Regions from separate parts of the Homo sapiens genome. Here region 2 is linked to region 1. Evidence: chromatin loops called from intact Hi-C (ENCODE). Cell type or tissue: PC-9. All regions are shown on one strand. Each heading gives the region's core, and the rest is flanking DNA. Links, peaks and the distances in the headings are about the cores only.

Evidence for each region. A loop is a pair of places that touch in the nucleus more often than their neighbours do. Peaks named below come from ENCODE experiments on the same cell type or tissue, not always from the same donor. Only the 100,000 strongest peaks of a DNase experiment are listed, where the experiment ranks them.
Region 2: a loop joins it to region 1, with 2.9 times the contacts of the local background. A loop is called at or near these places in 2 of 110 quality-filtered maps.

What each region holds. Positions count from the first base shown.
Region 1 is chr9:97,041,570-97,049,904 of GRCh38, reverse strand. No RefSeq gene overlaps it. Among named protein-coding and RNA genes, the nearest start is that of CTSV, 6.6 kb to the right of the region's middle. In PC-9, for the core only: no CTCF peak of the experiment used is centred there; DNase peaks (open chromatin) are centred at 3,494 and 7,784; H3K4me3 peaks cover 513 bases; H3K27ac peaks cover 2,202 bases.
Region 2 is chr9:96,871,394-96,879,728 of GRCh38, reverse strand. It overlaps a transcript of ZNF782 not described here and the pseudogene LOC100132781. Among named protein-coding and RNA genes, the nearest start is that of ZNF782, 21 kb to the right of the region's middle. RefSeq lists enhancers at 4,596-5,795, 6,151-6,220. In PC-9, for the core only: CTCF peaks have their summits at 3,646 and 3,971; DNase peaks (open chromatin) are centred at 3,778 and 4,488; H3K4me3 peaks cover 1,978 bases; H3K27ac peaks cover 2,325 bases.

The DNA.
Region 1 (8,335 bases), core at 51-8,050:
TTTAATACTACCTTATGGGGTAGTTGATATTGTCCACATTTTGTAGTGGATGAAACCAAAGCTCTGAGAAAGTAAGTCAGTTGTACAAAATTTATGCCTACCAGAAATGGGATTGGAAATAGCTACATTCCAAAGCCAGTGATAATTTGGGTCAAGGAGTACTGATAATTGTTGCTCCTATTGGTTCATTTTCTACTGAGCTTCTTTTTTCACTTACTATTATTACTTTTATTATTATCTTGTGATTTCATTTCACAAAATTATAAGTTTGCATTCCAAAAGCACCTAGTTCCTGGCTCGATCCTCATCTTTGCAGGAGATTCTGAAGCTTAATTGCTTTACATGTTTCAGACTAACCACTGAGCTTTTTTCATTTAAAAATATTTAATTGATAAAGATTGTATCTATTCAAGGTGTACAATGTGATGTCACTGTTTCAGTGCAGACATAGCTGTAACATAGAGAGCTTTTAAAATGAAAGCTTTTGGATAGTCTGTCAGTTTGGTTGTCAAAGTTTGGTATTTCCAGCAAACACTTATTTATCAACTCACTCTTTTATTACCACAATCAAAATAATAAATAGTAAGAAGGGATAGCATACATGATTTATTTTTCAGCGCTTCTCCAATCCAAAAGAAAAAAACAAAAGTATAAAAACAAATGAAAGATCACAGAAGTCCCCAATTTTCTTCTCTTTCATCAGTTGGGCAAAATAACAAAATGTTCATTTTCAGATGGCAACTCCCCTTTGTGCTTACAGAAAGGCTTTGTTGCCTGTTGGGTGCAAAGCTTCTATCTCTGTTACCTAGGGTATAATGCCCTAGGATCTCCTAGATCCTAGGGGAAATGGAACATTATTATCTCAAATGGATTTATTATGCTGCATATTCTTGGATATCTCTAGATCAGATACTAGGTTAAGATGCGTCTTACCTTAAGTAGCCTCTGTGCTCATTTGTACCATTAACTTCATGCATCCTAAACTGTTTTCTTCTCAATGTCCCTCCAGGGCTCTCTGGGGTAGGAGCAGCAGAAGAGGGCCCCACCTCCCTGGGTGTGAAAACTACTGGGATCAGGCAGGAGTGGGAGCCACCTGGCCGGCCATCCTGAGAAGTCACCTCTACAGGCCTCTTGCATTGCCCTAGTGGACTCTGGCAGAGTTCTAGCATTCCTGTGGATGGGGTGCTGAGGCTGTACAGGACCCTTGCTGAAGATGCTGGCTGGCTCCTGGTTGTGGGGACTCTCTAAGAAACAGAGGACATCGGCCTGATGCATGGCTCACACTTGTAATCCCAGCACTTTGGGAGGCCAAGGCGGGCACATCACCTGAGGTCAGGAGTTCAAGACCAGGCTGGACAACATGGTGAAACCCCACCTCTACTAAAAATACAAAAATTAGCTGGGCATGGTGGAGGGCACCTATAATCCCAGCTACTTGGGAGGCTGAGGCAGGAGAAGAATCGCTTGAACATGGGAGGCAGAGGTTGCAGTGAGCCGAGATCGTGCCATTGCATTCCAGCCTGGGCAACAAGAGAGAAACTCCATCCAAAAAAAAAAAAAAAGAAAGCAACAGAGACTTCTAAGCTCCCTGAGGCATTTCTAAGCATCTAAAGGACAGCAAGGAGGATCTAGGATTTGTGTGTTGTGGGGGCAGAGGAAGTTTCCCAAGTTCACCTGAGGCCCACTGAGCTCTAGGCCAAGTGCCAGTTTCCATAAAGTTGTAGCCAAATTAGCAACAATTCCTCTCTTAGCCTAAAAATTGCCATTCTGCGATGCTATTTACTGGGCATCTATCATACACTGGGGTCCCCAGTGCTATAAAACAAAGTCTTTGTCCTCAATTCACTTGGTTAAGGAGAAAGAATATGCAACTTAGTTTTGCTTGCCCTCCCAGTGTAACTAAAACACTTTCCTTATATCATTCAAATTATCATTTAGTTCCATTTCTCTCTTTGAACTTGGAGAAAAACTCTTTTTACCACTATCTAATTTTTCTTGGTCAAATTTCTCTCAGTTTCCTCAGAGCCATGCAACCATCACCAGATGCTAACTCATGAATGTTGCGTATCAGCAACTTTCTACACAGAGTGCATGGAAATTTAGAAGCTGAGGAAGTGTGCATGAGGAGAAGGGTGCTGTGCAGAGGTGTGGGTGGGTTGAGAGGACACGCAGGCCATATCCGCAGTATAGAAGCTAATTAGCCTGGGAAAGGTCAGCTTGTATAGTCTTTGCTCCATTGATAGCAAACCTGAGGTGCTGGCCGAGGGAACACAGGCAGAACCACCCGACTCCAAGCCTTGCCAAATCACCTGTGCCTTCTGCCATCGCCCGACTCTTCCTCCTAGAGTGGGAGATAAGTATCTGGGCAGAGGATCTTATGAACAGAAAATGCATTTAAAACAAGCAATTGAGGCTGGGTGCAGTGGCTCATGCCTGTAATCCTAGCACTTTGGGAGGCCAAGGTGGGCGAATCACCTGAGGTCAGGAATTCGAGACCAGCCTGACCAACATGGTGAAACCCCGTCTCTACTAAAAATACAAAAGTTAGCCAGGTGTGGTACCAGGTGCCTGTAATCCCAGCTCCTCTGGAGGCTGAGGCAGAAGAATCTCGCTTGAACCCGGGAGGCAGAGGTTGCAGTGAACCGAGATAGCGCCACTGCACTCCACCCTGGGCGACAGAGCCAGACTCCATCTCAATCAATCAATAAAGCAATTGTTCCTCCTCGGATCAGAACTGTGAGTTTTATACTGAACTGTTACATGTTGTTTCCTCTTTCTATCTTAGCAATGATCAAAAAAAGATCAGATTCCTTTTGCAGAGGGTGGGCTAGTTCTCCTAAGGAGAAGCTGGGTCCTCAGTGGATCCTCTGGATTTGAGGATGAAGTTTAGAAGTGCTTGGGACCACAGCTGTGGGTCTGATTTGAGGACAAGAAAACCAAAACAAGGGGGCAGCACTGGTGTGGGGAGGTGGGAAGGAGAAAACAAGGAACATAAAAAACAAAACCACCAATGTGGAGTTTGTAGCTCAGAAAAACTTTCAAGCTTATACGGAGAAGATTTCCCTGTTTTGATTTATAAGGGGATCATACAGAGAATCACGGATGCTTGATTATCTGGTTCTATTTCCTTTCTGTGGTCTCAAATTTTTTTAAAAGAATATTTTATGTGTTTGTTTTTAAAATTGGTGAATGAATAGACCTCACTTTTTATAATACCTGGGCTTCTCAGAACCATGAGTCATTGACGTATTATCATTGGAGCCAGGCTTAAAATCTGACATTTAATTAGCACAGGTAAGAGGCAGAGCCTTTGTCTCCTAGAAATGATCAAGCACAAAAACACCCACGAAGAACCGGGCAAAAACGCCCTCCTGGAAGCTGGTGGGGTAGGAAGGTGTGGAGGCCCAGTCCTGCCTGGGCAGCCTGCCTGCTGCATGACTCACCTGTCTTCTATTCCTTTCAGTGTGAATCCAGCTGAGCCTCATTCACACTGAAGTGGAGAGACTGCCCTGGGGAGCCTCGGGGCTTTACCTGCACGGCCTTGGTGCTCACATTCCAGCTCTCTTAGTATCCTCTGGCTCCCAGAGTCCAGTTTGCCAAGCAAGTGATGGGCACTGGTGGAGGGACCAGGCAAGAGCCCAAAAGCTCAGCTTCCTTGTCTAAGCCCTGATGGCCTAACGTGCATTAAGTTATTTATTCACTTTAGAAAAGAGCCTGTCCCCACCCTTGATTCTGTATCTCCCACTGCCCTGACCACCCTCATCTATGCCCTGACCTAAAATGGGGCATAGAAGAGCCCGCATCTCTTAGGGCAGTGGTTTTCAAAGTGGGTTCCCCTGCATCCCTTGTGAAGTTTTGTTTTTTTTGTTTTTTTGTGTGCGTGGTGGTTGTTGTTGTTGTTGTTGTTGTTTGGGGAGGGTGGGGGACGGAGTCTTGCTCTGTCGCCCAGGCTGGAGTGAAGTGGTGCTATCTCAGCTCACTGCAACCTCCGCCTCCCGGGTTCAAACAATTCTCCTGCCTCAGCCTCCTGAGTAGCTGGGATTACAGGCGTGCACCACCACACTGGCTAATTTTTGTGTCTTTAGCAGAGACAGGGTTTTGCCATGTTGGCCAGGCTGGTCTGGAGCTCCTGACCTCAGTGATCCGCCCACCTCGGGCTCCCAAAGTGCTGGGATTACAGGCATGAGTCACTGCGCCCAGCCCACCTTGGCAAGTTTTTAGAAAGCAAATTCTGGAACCCCGTCCCAGACCTACTGAATCAGAAACTGGGGGATATGTTCAGCAACCTGAGCTTTCAGGAGCCTCTGGGTGATTCTGATAAAGCTGGTGTTTGAGAACGAGCATCATAGGGTTGTTGGGAAGATGACCTCAGGAGCACGTGTGAAATGCTCAGAACAGTGCTCACACCTAAGAATTCTTTAGCTATTGGAAACCCAGGAAGTCACAGATAGAGACGCTCTTCCTCTGGAGCAACCCCAGGACAGGTGCATCTGCAAGCTGAGCCTCTCACAGCACAGAGCCTTCTCTGTCTTCACCACTCACTAAAGTGACACGGGGTGTCAAGGGGAAAAAATGCAAGTTCCTACATTAGTAAGGAAAGACTTTATTAATACAAGATATTGCAACAAGGAGATGCTCAAAGCCGAAACCAGAAGTGTCTCAGGAAAAGGGTGGGTAAGCAATGCTTTTTTATGCAGAGACCATGGGACAGCTGGCTGTGAAAAGAATAAGGAGGGGTTGTAAAAGCTGCTGTGTGGGGATCTTGAAACTTTTTTGTTTTTTGAGACAGGGTCTCCCTCTGTTGCCCAGGCTGGAGTGCAGTGGTACAGTCATAGCTCACTGCACCCTCAACCTCCTGGGCTCAAGCCATCCTCCCACTTCAGCCTCCTGAGTTGGTGGGACTATACGCACGCACCGCCAAGCTTGGGCTATTTTTATTTATTTTTTGTAGAGACAAGTTCTCCCTATGTTGCCCAGGCTGATCTCGAACTCCTGAGCTCAAGCAATCCTCCCGCCTCCGCCTTCCAAAGCGCTGGGATTAGAGACATGAGCCAATCACTAGGCCTGGCCAGGGTCTTGAAACTTAAAAGGCCGTGTCAAGCATTGCAAGGGAAACACAAGGCAGAAAATGTTGCCAGTACTCAGGTACATGAGGCAGGGATCTGAGGCTGAGATGGAGCAAAAAAGTCACAGTGTGGGAAGTTCCCAGGGAGTGTAGGGTCCAACTCTCTTAGTCAAGCCAGCCTTAAGTTATTTTATTTTATTTTATTTTATTTTTATTTTTTAATTTAATTTTATTTTATTTTTTGAGACAGAGTCTCACTCTGTTACCCAGGCTGGAGTGCAGTGGCATGATCTCGGCTCACTGCAACCTCCGCCTCCAGGGTTCAAGCAATCCTCCTACCTCAGCCTCCCAAGTAGCTGGGATTACAGGCGCCCGCCACTAAGCCCAGCTAATTTTTGTGTTTTGAGTAGAGATGGGTTTTCACCATGTTGGCCAGGCTGGTCTCAAACTCCTGACCTCAAGTGATCTGCCTGCGTCAGCCTCCCAAAGTGTTGGGATTACAGGCATGAGCCATCGCGCCTGGCCAGCCTCAAGTTATAATAAACACAAAGTTTTTATCAGCATTGTCAAGAAACTGATTTTAATTTTGCCACGTGTACCAGGATGTTTATAGCCCCCACTGACAACAGGTCTTAATTCCTGGCCCCTGAAGCTGTTATCTTAAACAGCAAAGACTTTGTAAATGTGATTCCATGAATAGTTCTGAAATGGAACGGTTATCCTGGGTTACCTGAATAAGCCCTAAATGCAATCACAGGGTCTTTATAAGAGGGAGGGAGATTAGACACAGACAGAAGAGATAGCAATGTAGTCACAGAGATTAGAGTGATGTGGCCACAAGTCAAGGAATGCGAGCAACCACCAGTGCTGGGACAGGCAAGGCACAGATTCTCCCCTAGAACCTCAGGAGGGAGGAAGGGAGGGAGCCCTATCACACCTGGTCTTTAGCCCAATGATGCCTGTTTAGGACTTCTGGCCTCCATAACTGTGAGGGAATAAAGGACTCCTGTTTCAAGCCACCAAGTTTGTGGGGATTTGTTATAGCAGACACAGGAAACGAATACACCTTGTTTCTTGAAAGGACTTTTTGAGGTTTGAAGAATTTTTCAGATTTGGCTGAGAGTTTGTGGATTACTGTTTTAGAGGAGGGGAGAAATTCCACCATTTCTCTTGTGAATTGGTTTCCTTGTTACTTGCTATACAAAGATGCTTCACCATAGTTCCATTTAAATATATCTGTCCTGTTCAATTTGCTATAGAACTGAAATTACTGTAGTGAACCACATATTTAAATATGGAAAGGCTGAACCTCAGAAAGCTGTTAGGAAAGCTAAGAATGTGGAAGTGAATGCTCATGCTACACCAGAAGAGGAGAACTGGTACCGAGTAAGAGCTGAATTCTCATTGATTGATTTACGTGCTTGATGAATTGGCTGATAGTTTAACTCTACAGGAAAAGCACAGTTACAGTAACCAAGAAAAGTAGTTATTTCATAAGTGGTTTTATATGAACCTCAAATCATAAACAGGCTGTTTGCTATACGATTATCAATGGTGACAAACCATTTTGCAAGTGGACAGTTTGCTGGATAATGCTTCTTAAGAGTAATTCTTGGCTCAGTGAATTTAAACAAATCGGAGGGGGTTATTATACTGGGGAGAGGTGTTAAGTGATGTCAGGGTCTTGAATGCCACCACACTAAGTTTGCCAGTTCCCCTATGGTTTAAAATTTCCGGAGACTGGGTAAAGAATCACATCCTCTTTTATTTATTTATTTATTTTTGAGACAGAGTCTCACTCTGTTGCCCAGGCTAGAGTGCAATGGCGCAATCTCGGCTCACTGCAACCTCCACCTCTCCGCGATTCTCCTGCCTCAGCCTCCCAAGTAGCTGGGACTACAGGCATGCACCACCACACCTGCCTAACTTTTTTTGTATTTTTAGTAGAGACAGGGTTTCACTATGTTGGCCAGGCTTGTTTCAAACTCCTGACCTCAAGTAATCCACCCACTTCAGCCTCCCAAAGTGCTAGGATTACAGACGTGAGCCACCATGGCTGGCCTATATCCTCTTTTAATAGTGAGTAAAAGAAAGCTACACAGATGCACGTGAGAATATACTTTCACAGGCACTGCGTTTTAAATAGGAATCAGGAAGTTCTGCCAACTCCATTTTATTAAAGGCATAACCAAGGCTTGGTTGCTTCACTAACATGTGACTGTTCTAAAAATTATCACTCATCAAAATTATTTTGCAAAGAAATAGGAATAGAAGAGTAGGGAAAGAAACAAATATTTAAATACAACTGTCCTGGCTAGTAATACCACATTTCTGTAATGCATTTTTTTACAGATGTGTATAAATAGATATAAATAGGTGTCCTAAGTTGGAGCAATAACGTCTTCCACCCTCTTGCTTATTGGCTTTCTCCCATATTTCTTCTGCATTTACATATTTCTGGTATAATTTTAGATTTGGGGCACACTTGGTTTGAAAAGGGTCTATGTTTTCTCCACTACTTTTGTCTCACATTCCAAAAAACAAAGGGGATGCCATTCTTCAGGGCAGCACCTGCCACTCATCTGCTGTCAGGCTATTGCTTAAGGCACAGATCTTAATGGCCTGGCAGGTTTCTCCACCCTACAATCTTAGGGAGCTGTGGCCCAAGGGCAACTGTAAAACCCACGTGTTAGAATAACTTAGCTTTCTTGTGATAGACTGAGTAAACAAATAGACAATGGCCATAGTATATGGCAATAGAACTCTGACCCACAGAAGAAATGAAGCATAATATCTGCAGAGACCAACTCAGAACAGTCAGGACTTACTCAGTGGCTGACAGCTTCCTCATTTTTGCCTCTGCTTCCAACCCAGGACAAACCAGAAAAACCAAATATACTCCACAAACAAATCACATAAGACGCTCCATCTCTAGTTATCCCTCCTTCAGCTTCTCCATGACGACACTCTGCAAAGAGGACATAGCTGAAGTTGCCCCCTTTTTCCCCTAAAGCTTTTCTTCTCCCTCGTCTTTGAATTATCTCCTTTGTTATAGCAAGTTCTGAATATATGGCCTCTGTTTGTTCTTAGGTGGTGGTCTTCATTTATTTCCACATGTGAATGATGATTGTGTTCAACACAATGATTAATTTTTAAAAAAGAAAAAAAACAGCTATTTGCAGTACAAGATGCTTTTTTTTTTTTTTTGAGACGGCAAATTTGCAGTACAAGTACAAGATGCTTTTTTTTTTTTTTTTTTTTTTTTGGGAC
Region 2 (8,335 bases), core at 292-8,291, 170 kb after region 1:
AACAAATCTAACAATGTTCCTCTTTTTAAGGCCATAGCTCTTGTTGGGATGGTCTTTTTTGCCAGGCTCTGGTAACATTTCCTTCCCCTCACATCAACCCTGGCGGTGATAATGACTTCACTGTCACTAGTCACAGGGCGTCTCACCAACTCTGCCCAGGCTTTGTAAAAGTCCCTTTTATTAGATGCCTTTAAGTGTCCCATTGTTTCTTTTTTTGTTTGTTTTTGAGACGGAGTCTTGCTCTGTCGCCCAGGCTGGAGTGCAGTGGCGCGATCTGGGCTCACCGCAAGCTCTGCCTTCTGGGTTCACGCCATTCTCCTGCCTCAGCCTCCCGAGTAGCTGGGACTACAGGCGCCCGCCACCAGGCACGGCTAATTTTTTGTTGTTGTTGTTTTTGTTTTTTTAGTGGAGACAGGGTTTCACCGTGTTAGCCAGGATGGTCTCGATCTCTTGACCTCGTGATCTGCCCGCCTAAGCCTCCCAAAGTGCTGGGATTATAGGCGTGAGCCACTGCGCCCGGCCTAAGTATCCCATTGTTTCTTAACAATTGACTATGCCAAAGTGAGGATTTTTATCTCTTTTATTCCTTGTTATTATGCCAGCATCTACAATGATGCCTGTCACACAGCAGGTTTTCAATAAGTGTCTGTTGAATGAATATATGTTTGGACCACTTTCTTTCCATTAAAACATGAATAGTAATTCTTTAAGCATTGTGTTTTTCTTTTTTTAAAAGAAATTTATGGTGCACCATTTGATGTTTAACCTTAAGCATTTCTATAAATCGGTTACCAAAAATGCTTGCTATCTGGTGTTGGAGTGGATGTGAGGAAACAGCATAAACTGATACAAGCCTCTTTGAGGACTCCCTGTTAGCATCTGTTACATGTTCATTTGTACACATTTTAACTGCACAATTCTATCATTTTGGCTCTTGTGCAAAGAAATAATCTCACAAATATCAAAAGATGCATGAACAATGCTATTTGCCACATATTATTTATAATAGTGAAAACTGGAAACAAACATCCATCACAAAGAATTGATTAAATAAACATGATATTCCCTACAATGTAGTTAAGGAACAGAAAGATTTCCTTCTCTATAGCCTGATCAGATAACTCGATTAGGAGACAATTTTACATGTTAAAAGAAAATTGTAAAGAAGTTGTAACCATGTTTTTAAAAATGCATTGTTTGCTGTAGCCTAAAGTGCAGAGTTAGGCATCAGTGGACAATTGGTCGTACTTGGGAGGTGGGCTGGATATTAGGAGGGGGAGCTACATTATAGCTTTATGCACTGCTATAATCAAATTTGCAGTGTCTAAATTTTTTAAAGAAACGTTTAAATGTATTTACTTTAAATAATAAGCAAGGGAGTCCGGACGCGGTGGCTCACGCCTGTAATCCCAGCACTTTGGGAGGCCAAGACAGGCGGATCACCTGAGGTCAGGAGTTGGAGACCAGACTGGCCAACATGGTGAAACCCTGTCTCTACTAAAAATACAAACAATTAGCCGGGCGTGGTGGCGCGCGCCTGTAATCCTAGCCACTGGGGAGGCTAAGGCAGGAGAATCTCTTGAACCCGGGAAGCAGAGGTTGCAGTGAGCTGAGATCGCAGCATTGCACTCCAGCTTGGGCAACAAGAGCGAAACTAGGCTTAACAGCCTTTTTCAGTACAGAACTTAAGGAGAATAAAATAACAAGTTAACAAGTTGCCAAGTTGCCAAGCTTACTACAAAGCGAACAAATATGGTTGGGTTGACTGTTTATTATACTGTTACCTTTAGTCTTTACGAGTTCAAGGATTTTTATATGGAAGACTGTATTTAATAAAACAGAAGCAGGGTATTTGAGTATTAATAAGCCAATTAAGTTGTTTATAGAAAATATATTTTTTTGTCCTTCCCCCCAAAAAGCACACATGATACCGAGTAAGCTTCATTTTTGCACAGACGGAAAATTCCGTCTGATGAAGAGGCACATCCACCGGGAACGACCCCAGGCAGGGAGACCAGTTTCTTTCCCGCTGTCCCGGGACTTTGCCGGGAAATTGCTTCAAGACCGCGGACCGCAAGGAACGGACCCCGCCCGAACCCCAGCCCACGGGGCCCCCAGATCTCGCGGAGCGAAGCCTGAGGACGCGCTCGGACGCGGGCCTATGGGGAAGCCCCCAGTCTTGGCGGAGCCAGGCGGGAGACGCGCGGAGGAAGCGGCGCGGCAGGGCGCTCGCTGCAGCCCCCTCTGCCAGGTACCCCCAGGAGGCTGGAGCCACGCGGGTCCGGGGGCGGCTTCGCCCCGCTAAGCACCCCGAAGCCGGGCTCCTGGGTGCCCCGCCAAGATTCAGAGGTCAGGGCCTCTACGTCTGGGCGCGTCCCCTGTCCCTGCGCAGCGGCATCTGGGGGTGTTCCTTCGCCCGCGGCCCCCAGGAAAGTTGCTGGGAAGCAAAGCTTCACGGGTGTGTTCACGGGGATCGCACTGACTTTGTGACCAACCCTTGGGTGAATAGGTGCCACTATTTAAATTTATCATCTCACGGAAGAAATTATTGATGTTACGGAATAATATTGAGCAGATACATGCTCAATATGTATAATTTAGTAAAAAGATGTTCCTATGATATTATGACCGTATTTCCCTGGTTTGGTTAAAAAAATCAACAGGTGCTCATGTAAAGTTTAAGTAGGGACATCTCTGGGAGATCCATGATTTGCCTGATAGCCATTTTTTTTTCTTTTTTCTTTTCTTCTTCTTCTTTTTTTTTTTTTTTTTTTTTTTTTTTTTTGAGTCGGAGTTCCGAGTTCAAGCAATTCTCCTGCCTCAGCCTCCGGAGTAGCTGGGACTGCAGGCGCCCGCCACCACACCCCGCTAATTTTTTGTATTTTAGTAGAGACGTGGTTTCACCGTGTTGCACAGGCTGGTCGCGAACTTCTGAACTCAGGCAATCCGCCCGCCTCGGCCTCCCAAAGTGTTGGGATTACAGGCGTGAGCCACAGCGCCCGGCCATAGCCATTTTTTTCTTATTTTGCGTTGTGCGTATTTTTTGGTTTTTGTTTCTTTTGTTCCCCTTTCCTGAAACCCTGTTGGTCAGGGTCACAGGTACTATTCTTTTATAGTAATGCTGTGCTCCGTGTGCAAGTATTTCATTCACATTTCACAGCCTTATTCCCAAGACATATTTGTATGTACCTTAACGTCTAGGGGCTGCTTTGAGTTGAAAAGGCAAACTGATGGAGGGAGGATCCTTGTTTTTCTTTCTTTCTTCCTTTGTATTGAAAAATGTTTAAGCACACAGAAACGTAGGAAACGGTAAAATGAGCATCTATCTATAGCCATGCATGTCCTTGATTTAAGAAAAGTTAACCTTTTGCCATATTCGCTTTGTTAGTTTTTGCTGAAAAATTGTAAAGTGAATTAACTATCCTTTCAATGTTAAATGCTTCCCTGTGCATGTCTTTATAAAAACTAGTATTTTCCAATATAACTCCACTTAACAGTTAAGAATAACGGCAATGTTCTTTAATATTTATAATTGCCAGTACACATTCACATTTCCCAAATTGTTTCCAACGTGTTTGGCAGCTGTTTTTTCCAATCGGGATTTGATGGAGGACCACGCACCGTATTCGGCAGCAAAGTTCAAATTTAACCCATAACCTCTAGGGGCTCTGGCAGAACCTGGCCAGGCGAGGCAGTCAGGAACATCTTCCAATCATCCAATAGAGAAAACGCTGCGAAGTAAGTCGTGGCGTGGAGGTTTCTGGGAAACGTAGTCTTAAATCCGAATGGCTCGCGCGCCACACTCTAGGAAAGGGTCTTCTGGATGACGTCTGCGCATGTGCAAGCTTAGCTCGCTGCTTCACGCCTAGCTAAGGCTGAGAGGTGGTCCCGGGGCCCTTGGGTGTCGCGGGCGGGGAAGGTGCTCACCTGAAGTGGGACGCGGGGAAACCAGGTCTCCCCACAGCCTGTCAACTTCTAGTGAGAATGGGGCTTGTGATTCAGAGGGTGAGAACGGGAAGCCCGGGGGGACCCCAGGATCGACCCCCTCACGCTAGAGGTCCCGGGGACGCAGGTGGAGCTGCGCCCCCTTTAGGAACAGGTGTTCAGTGCGAACCTTGGGGAAAGCGCATGCCCGCGGCGGCAGAGGAGAGCCCGTTTATAAACGTTGACCAAAGTGCCAGAACTCGTGGGCGCTGTGTCTGTGGCAAGACCCCGAGCTGTGGAGACCGAAAGAGCTGCATAAATTCCAGCTTTATTACCTGTAAGCGGGGGGCGAGGGCGGGAACCGGGTAAGAGGTTTCTCGCCTGAAAATGAGGGTGTTAATGCCTGCTTCATGGCGTTGTTTTGAAACTTAGGTAAATCATACACTTGGCTGTAAAGCAAACAGCCAAGTGCAGTTACTAAACCCTGAGTAAGTGACAGCTGCTATTGTATTTAGAAGACACTTTGTTCTTTTCATTGGATGACTCACCTAAACCTCACAAGTACTCTATGAGGCCGGCATAACCGTCTGCATTAAAAATAACAACCGAGGTTCAGGTTGGAGGAACAGTGCGCCCACGTCACAAGCTAGCAGTGAGGAAATTTAGGTTCAAGGGCAGGTGTGATTTATTTCCGGTCTCAGGTGCTGTCGAATATCACACCTGCCTAAAACCAGCCCTGCGGTCTTTACAGCACTGAGCAAAGTGACATGACCCAAAATACACAGGGAAATAATGGGAAGTGAATGTGGGTAGAACCTTACCTTGTGTCAGATATATTTTAGGCTTTCTGGTAGTGTCTGGTCAGATCCGTTGGGTCACACGAAGGCGCCTAGCCACTCTGGCACTACCAAGCTGTCTATGTTTTCAGTCCAATGTATTGAATTCCAGAGGGCCAGGTTTGTGTCCCTAAAATTTGTTTCCCAGGCCCTGGTCCCAGCTCCCAAGAAATAATTTCACTGTAGAGCAAAGCAGCTCTTGTGAATTAGGAAGCAGGGGGCCACTGGGAACAGGAATCTTTCCTAGAAAGAGAACACCCCTCTGACCTTACCACTCTCCAGAGCTTCCCAGCAGAGGCAGAAAAGCCCAGACAGGACGGAGCATAGCCAGAAACAGTGCTTGATCCACCCGCCAGAATGAGCTGGATCTGGTGATGTCATTATCTCCAGAAACCACTAGAGTCTGTGACAGTGGAATGCCTGGACCAGCTTTGAGAAGACCAAGGGGAGACAGGAGGCCACTTCAAAGGAGAGCTTGTGGGGAGGTCTAGGGGTAAGAGGTAAGCAGGCAGAGGGTGGAAATCCTGTTTCCTCCATCTCTAAACAACTCCCACTCTTGAAAGACACTGCACTGCTCTCACACCTGTCCATAACCACGTGACACTAGTCACGCTAGTCTTGATATCTTAACCTCACAGAATTCCACCGTGATGGTTCACGAAAGGTGTTTATGGTCATCTACTTGTGACTCATTTGAAACCATTAAGAGATTGGACCTCAGAGTGTCCATGAATTATCCAGACCCACTTAGTTTGTGTCAGATCCACGAGTCAAACACAGTGCCATTTAGTCCGTCACAGGTCCAGGTCATCCATGTTTTAGTAGCTTGTTCTTTTGTATTGATGGGTAGTGATCTATTGTCTTTTCCTTGTAATGAAGAGGTAAAAGTTTTAGTTCACACAATACCAGAGTTAAAAATTTCACTGGTGTCTGTATTACAAAAGTGGAAATAACCCTAAAAATGAAAGTAAATTTGAGCTTTGGTAGTCAGATAATCTTTTTCATAGTCTTGTGTTAGACAACAAATCTTTCCCAGATATCAAACTCTAAGAAAACTGCCATAGTTACCACCCTACTAGAAACTTAGTTTCCATACCCCAAACATTTGTCAGAGAACCTGCCCACTTTCAGTCACGTTTATATTCTTATTCTAAATTGACCCAATTTTCCATGTATCAAAATGACTGTATTGCCTTCTAGAATTCAAGCCAAAGGGGAGAGCAATGTTAGTGGTCCTTATTCTACTGACTTACTCTTTTGTGTGTGTGTGTGAGACAAGGTCTCGCTCTGTCACCCAGGGTGGAGCGCAGGCATGCTCACTGCTCACTGCAACGTCTGCCTCCCAGGCTCAAGCGACTTTCATGAATCAGCCTCCCAAGGAGCTAGGAACATCGGCAGATGCCACCAAGCTTGGCTAATTTTTGTATTTTTAGTAGAGATGGGGTTTTGCTACCTTGGCCAGGCTGGTGTTGAACTGCTGGACTCAAGTAATCTGCCCACCTCACCCTCCCAAAGTGCTGGCATTACAGGCATGAGCCACCACACCTGGCCCTGACTTACTCTTGAAGTCATGGATTTATGTCCAGTGCCCCTCTCCCAAACTAGTTTTTTAAACCTTTGACCACTCATGTATGTCAGGATCTCTACTTAGTTATTGCATATTACATGGTGCAAAGCATCTTATAAACAGGGATTCATGATAGACTTTTTCTTCTAAATCAGATCACTGATTCTAGTCTGCAGTTTATCAAGATGAGGTGATGAGTTATTTAAAGATTTTACCTTAGGTACTAAAGAATTAAAGTAGATGAAAATATACCAATATTATTAGGATTTAGTGAGAATCACTGAAGCTAAGTGGCTAGACTCTTAGTTCTAAAAAAAAAAAACTAACAGTGATTTGATATATTTTTAACTAAAAGGTAAGCTTGAAAGCAGTGTGCTAAAGTCAAATTATGTGGTCTGAGCCACCCTCTGTACAACAACTTTAATTCTACTTTCTGTACTTCCACTTTTTTTCTGTGTAACTGTTTGAAAACCTCAAACACCCTTGTTCTAATTCTACACTATTCCTGGGAATCCTTTCTCTTTGGTGTATTGACCTAATTTTATATTCTAACATGCTTTTTCCTCTCAGACACAATAACCAACTATTCAAAGATGCCATCTAATACGCTATGCCACTAAGTATTGTGGCCAGAGAGTGATTTTAAGTGTAATAAATTATCTTAAAATTGAAAAGAGCTTAAGCCAGAAAAAACAAATATTATGTCTTACATAGAGGCATGGATTAAACCAATTTGTGAATAGTCCAGGCAACTTATAAAAATGCTTTAAGACATATCAAGACTGACTTGAATCATTTAAGTTACGCAGAGATGTAACACTATGTGAATAGAAGAGTTAAAAACATACTAGTCACAATTTTTTTTTTTTTTGAGACAGAGTCTCACTCTGTCGCCCAGGCTGGAGTGCAGTGGCGCGATCTTGGCTCACTGCAACCTCCGCCCCTCAGGTTCAAGCAATTCTCCTGCCTCAGCCTCCAAAGTAGCTGGGATTACAGGTGTGTGCCACCACACCCAGCTAATTTCTGTATTTTTAGTAGAGATGAGGTTTCACCACGTTGACCAGGCTGGTCTTGAACTCCCGACCTTCTGAACTACCTGCCTTGGCCTCCCAAAGTGCTAGGATTACAGGTGTGAGCCACTGTGCTCGGCCCACTAGTCACATTTTAATTAAAAGTTTATTAGGTTTTCTTTTAATGTAAACATGAGAAATAAAAACCACATAAATTGTAGCATTTACCTTTTGAAAATAAAACTGCAGTCAATACTTCAATCTCTAAGCTCTGCACTCCATAAATGATAATTTTTTTAGGAGGTAAGGTTCCTAAGGTTTATGGACATAAAATATGATACCTGCCTCCAGGTTAACATGCGGGATAATAAAATGTATTAGATCATCTACTACTATTAAGGTCCAGTTCCTTCAAATTTGTTACATGTGCATTAAAACTGATCCTATTCTGTATCACATCTAGAGAAAATAATTTTGGGTGATCAATGCAGATGAAAGCCCTGCAAAGAACTACTTCAAAAGAGAAAAGGGCACTTTATAAAAATACAACAATTCCAAAAGGCTTAGTGTAATTTTAAGCTTTGATACTTGTAGAAGTATCAATGCTACAAATATTTACAAAGCATCACTGAAAGGTTTGTTATATTTCTTTTACCTTTATTTAGTTTTGCCATTTTTTAGAGTGACAGGGTCTCAGTATGTTGCCAAGGCTGGAGTGCAATGGCTATTTCCAGGCACAATCACAGCGCACTGCAGCCTCCAATGCTAGGCCTCAAGTGATCCTGCCATTTAAGCCTTATGAGTAGCTGGGACTACAGGCATGCCTAGCTCCTGAATATTAACCTTTAATTTTTTGTTTCAGTCCTTCTTGACGATAGCAGATATTGATGAGACAAAAAGTTAAATGCTTAATATTCAAATTCTGCAAAATGAAGCCAGAGGTGGTGGTACACACCTATAGTCCCAGCTGCTTGGTAGGCTGACATGGGAGGATTGCT